2 separate regions of the Homo sapiens genome follow, and region 2 is linked to region 1. Evidence: chromatin loops called from intact Hi-C (ENCODE). Cell type or tissue: GM12878. All regions are shown on one strand. Each heading gives the region's core, and the rest is flanking DNA. Links, peaks and the distances in the headings are about the cores only. Region 1 has its middle 1.8 kb from the start of MIR12126. Region 2 overlaps GPR107 (G protein-coupled receptor 107).

Evidence for each region. A loop is a pair of places that touch in the nucleus more often than their neighbours do. Peaks named below come from ENCODE experiments on the same cell type or tissue, not always from the same donor. Only the 100,000 strongest peaks of a DNase experiment are listed, where the experiment ranks them.
Region 2: a loop joins it to region 1, with 3 times the contacts of the local background. A loop is called at or near these places in 11 of 110 quality-filtered maps.

The regions. Positions count from the first base shown.
Region 1 is chr9:130,241,731-130,244,634 of GRCh38, forward strand. No RefSeq gene overlaps it. Among named protein-coding and RNA genes, the nearest start is that of MIR12126, 1.8 kb to the left of the region's middle. In GM12878, for the core only: a CTCF peak has its summit at 1,632; a DNase peak (open chromatin) is centred at 1,581.
Region 2 is chr9:130,127,757-130,130,660 of GRCh38, forward strand. It overlaps GPR107 (G protein-coupled receptor 107), which reads left to right. Exons shown (of 18, transcript NM_020960.5): 17 at 884-1,005. Among named protein-coding and RNA genes, the nearest start is that of GPRACR, 15 kb to the right of the region's middle. RefSeq lists an enhancer at 1,202-1,421. In GM12878, for the core only: no CTCF peak of the experiment used is centred there; DNase peaks (open chromatin) are centred at 665 and 1,425; H3K4me3 peaks cover 1,164 bases; H3K27ac peaks cover 2,093 bases.

The sequences.
Region 1 (2,904 bases), core at 94-2,593:
CCACTTTATTCTTTGAGGATTCTGAAGACCCAATTCCTATGTTGGGCATCAAGAGGCCCTTCCTGCCTTAGAAGGGGCAGATCTGTGGAATGCCAGGGGCCCGAGCTGGGACCTGCAGGGGAAGGTGCAAGTGCTGGCCTGGAAGGAGGGAGAAAGGGAGCTCCCAGGCCAGACGTGGTGGCTCACGCCTGTAATCCCAGCACTTTGGGAGGCTGAGACAGGCGGATCACTTGAAGCCAGGAGTTCGAGACCAGCCTGGTCAACATGGTGAAACTCCACCTCTACCAAAAATACAAAAATTAGCTGGGCATGGTGGCGTGTGCCTGTAATCTCAGGTAGTCGGGAGGCTGAGGCAGGAGAACCGCTTGAACCCAGGAGGTGGAGGTTGCAGTGGGCCGAGATCACACCACTGCACTCCAGCCCGGGTGACAGAACGAGACTCCATCTCAAAAAAAACAAAAAGCAAAAAACAAAGGGAGCTCCCAGTCATGGGAAGGGAATCAGAGGGAACCCTGAGGTTCGGATTCTACCCCCATGCTCGTCCATCAGATCAACTAATACAAGCTGGATGCTGCTTAAGTGATTTCTAGGCAGAAGCCTAAAGCTAACCAGAATCCTTCACCCATTTCCACAGGGATGAATGAGAGCCTGGAGTGTATATGCTGGGCAGCCACAGTGCCAGGCTTCTGCCACAGCCTGTGATGAATGCTAGCCTGGTTCAAGAAGGAAGGCCGGGGGCGGTGGCTCATGCCTGCAATTCCTGCACTTTGGGAGGCCGAGGTGGGTGGATCACTTGAGGTCAGGAGTTCGAGACCAGCCTGGGCAACATGGCAAAACCCCATCTCTACAAAATACAAAAAAATTAGCCAGGCATGGTGGCACTCACCTGCAGTCCCAGCTACTCAGGAGGCTGAGATGAGAGAATTGCTTGGGCATAGTGAGGTCGAGGCTGCAGTGAGCCGTCATAGTGCCACTGCACTCCAGCCTGGGTGACAGAGAATGAGACTCTGTCCAAAAAAAAAAAAAAAAAAAAAAACAACAGCAGTAGCACACACAGGAAGGTTATGGACACCAGCCACAGATGGGCAGTGCCAGGCCAGTGACGCAGTATCGGGCGGGGATTGGGCTACTCTCCCTACCTCACTCCCCAGGGGCCTCCCTGGACAAGGGGAAACTTCAGCTACCCTTAAAGGATGGCAGGATGTACATGGGCAAGGAGGAGAGGCAAGGGCATTCCAGGCAGTGTACAGTAGGTGCAGAGGAAGGACTGCAGGAAATCGACACACAGGGGAAGAGAGGAATGCAAAGGAGTTAACGGCAGGTGCCTCCATGGCAATGAGACAGTAGATTTTTCCAGTGGATGACTCCGCACAGAAAGAAGAGGCACGAGGTCACCTTTTAAGAATTGATGCTGACTGGTACAGGCCTGGGCGCTCTGAGCACACAGCACCGAGGTCCGCCTTTCTGAGCTTCTTGGGAAGCCCCGCGGAACGGCTGTTCTCTGTAACTCCGCCCATTTTAACGATTAGCAAAGTGATAACAGGGACGAGCCAGGTCATAGCAACGGAAGCGGAGTGCTTGCCCTGTGCTGGGTTCACCCGCATTATCGCATTTAATCCTTGCAGCAGCGCCCCTTGAGGCCGGTGCTGGTATTACCATCCCACATTTTACAGACGAGGTCGCTGAGGCCCAGGGTGAAGGGGCTCCTCCAGTCTGACAGTTCGTGGGGGGCTTCCAGGCTCCGACGACATTGTCTTTGGTCAGACACAGGGAGCTGGGGGAGACTGCTTCTATTAAGTTCAGATCCGGCAGCGGCTTATTGCCCTGGTCCCTCCCAGATGCCTGTCGCGTGGGGAGGCGAGGTCTGCAGGGGAAGGCGCATGCCCCACTGAGATCCGTCAGTGCGGGCCCCGTGTCTGGAGGGAGAAGCAGCTCGGAGGTGGGTTGGAGGAGGCAGGGAGACTGAGGCAGGGGCAGGGGTCTGGGCCCACGAAGGAGGTCCCTCCCACAGCCTGCCAAGCACTGGGGGCACTGGATCCCAAGAGTGCCCCAGGGCCCCATTCCCAGGGGGGTGGCCACTCAGGTAAGCACTGTGGGCAAAGGTTGGGGGTGCTGAGTCTGGGGGCAGGACGGGGTGTGCCCCAGGGAGGGGTCCCCAGGGCACAGGAATGGAAATGGCAAGTGTGGGTAGGCAGGGTCTCAGGCACCCCTCCCAGCCCGGGCACACCCAGAGCTGCAGGTGGGGTTACCCGTGGGACTCCCTGTGCACCGTGTTACCTGGCAGATGGTACCCGGACCCATGGCTTGCATGCTGCTGCTGCCACCATTGTGGTCACTGCTATGCTCATGACCGGCTCTCAGCCCCTCCTGGCCCGTGGCTCTGCCACCACCGCTCCTGTGTGCTGTTCCTCTTATGCCCCATGAGGTAGCTACAGTTGTCCCCAGTTCCAGATGAGGAAACAGCTTCAGAGAGGCTCACTGACTTGCCTGGGGTCACACAGCTGATAAATGGCAGAGAGGGGGCCAGGCACGGTAGCTCACGCCTGTAATCCCAGCACTTTGGGAGGCCGAGGCGGGTGGATCCTGAGGTCAGGAGTTTGAGACCAGCCTGGCCAACATGGTGAAACCCTGTCTCTACTAAAAATACAAAAATTAGCCGGGCGTGGTGGCAGGTGCCTGTAATCCCAGCTACTCAGGAGGCTGAGGCAGGGAATTGCTTGAACCTGGGAGGTGGAGGTTGCAGTGAGCTGAGATCACGCCACTGCACTCCAGCCTGGGCGACAGAGTGAGACTCTGTCTCAAAAAAAAAAAAAAAAAAAAAAAGGCAGAGGGGATTTGAGGCCAACTGGACCCCAAACTGTGACCACCACCGTGACGCATCACCTTTGGCCTGATGTCCTCTCC
Region 2 (2,904 bases), core at 117-2,616, 110 kb before region 1:
CAGTGGCGCAATCTCAGCTCACTGCAACCTCCACCTCCCGGGTTCAAGCGATTCTCCTGCCTCAGCCTCCTGAGTAGCTGGGATTATAGGGATGCACCACCATGCCCAGTTAATTTTTGTTTTTTTAGTAGAGATGGGGCTTTGCAGTGTTGGCCAGGCTGGTCTCAAACACCTGATCTCAAGTGATCCGCCCACCTTGGCCTCCCAGTGTTCTGGGATTACAGGTGTGAGCCACCACACTTGGCCTCCTTCCATCTCTTCTGGCCTATAATTGAGATGATCTGTTTGTCCAGAAATGCTGCTGGATTCTATGAGGAATCTGAAAATAATTGCATTCTTGATTTTAGTTTTCAGTCTTAAAAGTCAAGAGAAAAGCTTCAGGTAGAGAAAGATTTGCCCTGAATCATTAGAACTTAGATGAGATGTGGTCCTTTCCTTTAGTTACAGGGCTGAGTAGTTAGAATTCAGGCTGCCCTTCTTCTTTGCCCATTTTATTATTTCGATAATAAGTATCTTTGCGACAAACTAGAACTAGCTTAACTACTAGAGGAAGCCACCAAATGACTTTTTTCTTGAATAACTCACTGGGTGCTGTAGGCACTGTGGGAGGAAGTGGGTATGTGGTGAGCTCTTAAAAGCTACCCATGAAGACTGGTGAAAGCACAGCAGAGCACAGCCTCGGAAATGTCAGCCCTGGGCAGGACACTCCTCGTTTAGGCCTCGGCAAGTCTAAGGAAAATGCCCTGTAGCAGGAAGTGGCATCTGAGTAAAGAACCATCGAGTGGTGGGTTGTGGGGAAATATGTCAGTTTGTTGAATTCCACTGCTTTCTGAAGAACAGTGTTGCTAATCTCTTTATTTTGGGGTGGTTTTTAAACTTGCAGCTCCTGGATGAAACGGCCACACTGGTCTTCTTTGTTCTAACGGGGTATAAATTCCGTCCGGCTTCAGATAACCCCTACCTACAACTTTCTCAGGAAGAAGAAGACTTGGAAATGGAGTCCGTGTAAGAAATCTTTCTTCCCTCTTCCTTAGCCCTGACCCCTTTGCCTAACACAAAGCAGCACAGTGTGAATCGGGTCGGCTGCTCTCAGCATTTCGTGGCTGCAGGGGTGGTTCCTCTATTTTTAGCAGAAGGAAGCGGACACTGGAGCCCCAGGCTGTCTGATCTGGTTTGAAGTACAGTATCTGCCAAACCTAGCTGGGTCTTGTCAGGGAAGATGGAACTTGCCGTTCCACTAAGCATCATTGGAGCCTGCTTTCAAGAACTCAGTGGCAAGAACTTAGGAATATACGTGGCCAGTTCACGAGGGAGAACAGGGGGCCGACTTTCTGTCAGGCCCGCCATCAGGCGCTTACGTCTGAAAATGGAATCTTCTGAGTCATCTCTAAGTCTGCTAATGATCCTCAGACATCCTCTATCGTCAGATAACTGCGTGGCTTTTCACAGCACAATGACTTTGACCTATATCTGAGCACTAATAGGGGCTTTTCTGAGTCACACAGTGAATGACTCTAGGGTCCTATTTTCTGGGAAAGGGCCATCATTGTCTAGAAAAATGAGTAGTGATTAAGCATATTTGCTTGTTAACTGAAATTTGATAAGCCAGGTCAATGCTGTGTTTGATGATTAGCCTAAGGCAGAGTTTTCCCTTCTTGGTTCACTGGTATCAAGTGTTCTGCCCCCAGCCCTGGCAGCCTTTGAATTCTTCCCAATTCAGAGGCTGAGACTCGGCCCATGCTAAGCTCTGCTTGGCTGTCAGCGGGTCAGGCAGCATGGGACAGCTCTCTCTGCTCAGCTCCACGGCAACAGTAAAGGAAGGCAGGTCCTGCCAGCGGGCGCCAAACAGCATCTCCCCATGCAGAGGAAGAAACACCTCCTTCTAAACAGTGGAGAGGAGTGCAGGAGGCCCATCAGCTGTGCCTTTCCCAGAAGTGGCAGGATCTGAGCAAGTGTCTGTTGGTTGAAGAGGCACACATGTCAGGCTGGCAACCAGCAGCATCAGGAAATAACCTAAGACGCGGTGTGTTTATCATTCCCCTGCTGGGAGCCTTTGGCTTGGTCCGTCCGCATAACACGGGGTTCTTTGGGTAGGCAGCTAGAAGCCGAGCGGCCGGGTCGCAGCATCGTCTCCTTTACTGCATTGTACTCCACAGTCGTAATGGGAGGTTCCCGCTTCCCACATCCTTTCCCTCAGCCGTTACATCTTGGAGCCTGGATGCATTATGAAGGTATTTTTGTTTCGTGGCAACAATTTTTTTAAAATTTTGTTTTGGTGCTTCTTTGACAACGCGGCCCACGCAGCTGCCCTCTGTGCAGCCATTACCCCACCAGGCCTGACACAGCTTCTCTCTCTGGGCCTGGGTATGAGGGCACAGTCCAAAGTAACACTGACTTTCTCTCTCTTTCCCCTTCTGTTTCTTTGACCATCTCTCTTTAGGCCTACCAGTTTTGGCAACAGAAGTTACCGGTCAATAATCAGCAAGTTAAAAAGTATCGGATGCGATTTCAATTATCAGACTTGGTAGCTGCCTCCTAGGCTGTGGGTATCCTCAATGATCTGAATTACTTCTGTCATCTTGAGGAGTGAGAGTGGAAGGAAATGTTTGGTGTGGGTTCCTGGGCCAGGAGGTTTTCTCCCTGGGGTTCCCATTCCAGAACGCTGTCCTCATTCATGGTTGCTGTTCACCTTTCACCACTCCCTGCATTATTTCATGTGGGCGAGGAACGTGTGTGGAAATGGGGATTGGGGACTAATAGACTTGTCTCTTCACCAGGTCTCCCCACACTTCCAGACCAGAAAACACTTTTTAGTTATAGAAATGGATATATCGGCTGGGTGCAGTGGCTCATGCCTATAATCCCAGCACTTTAGGAGGCCGAGGCAGGCAGATCACGAGGTCA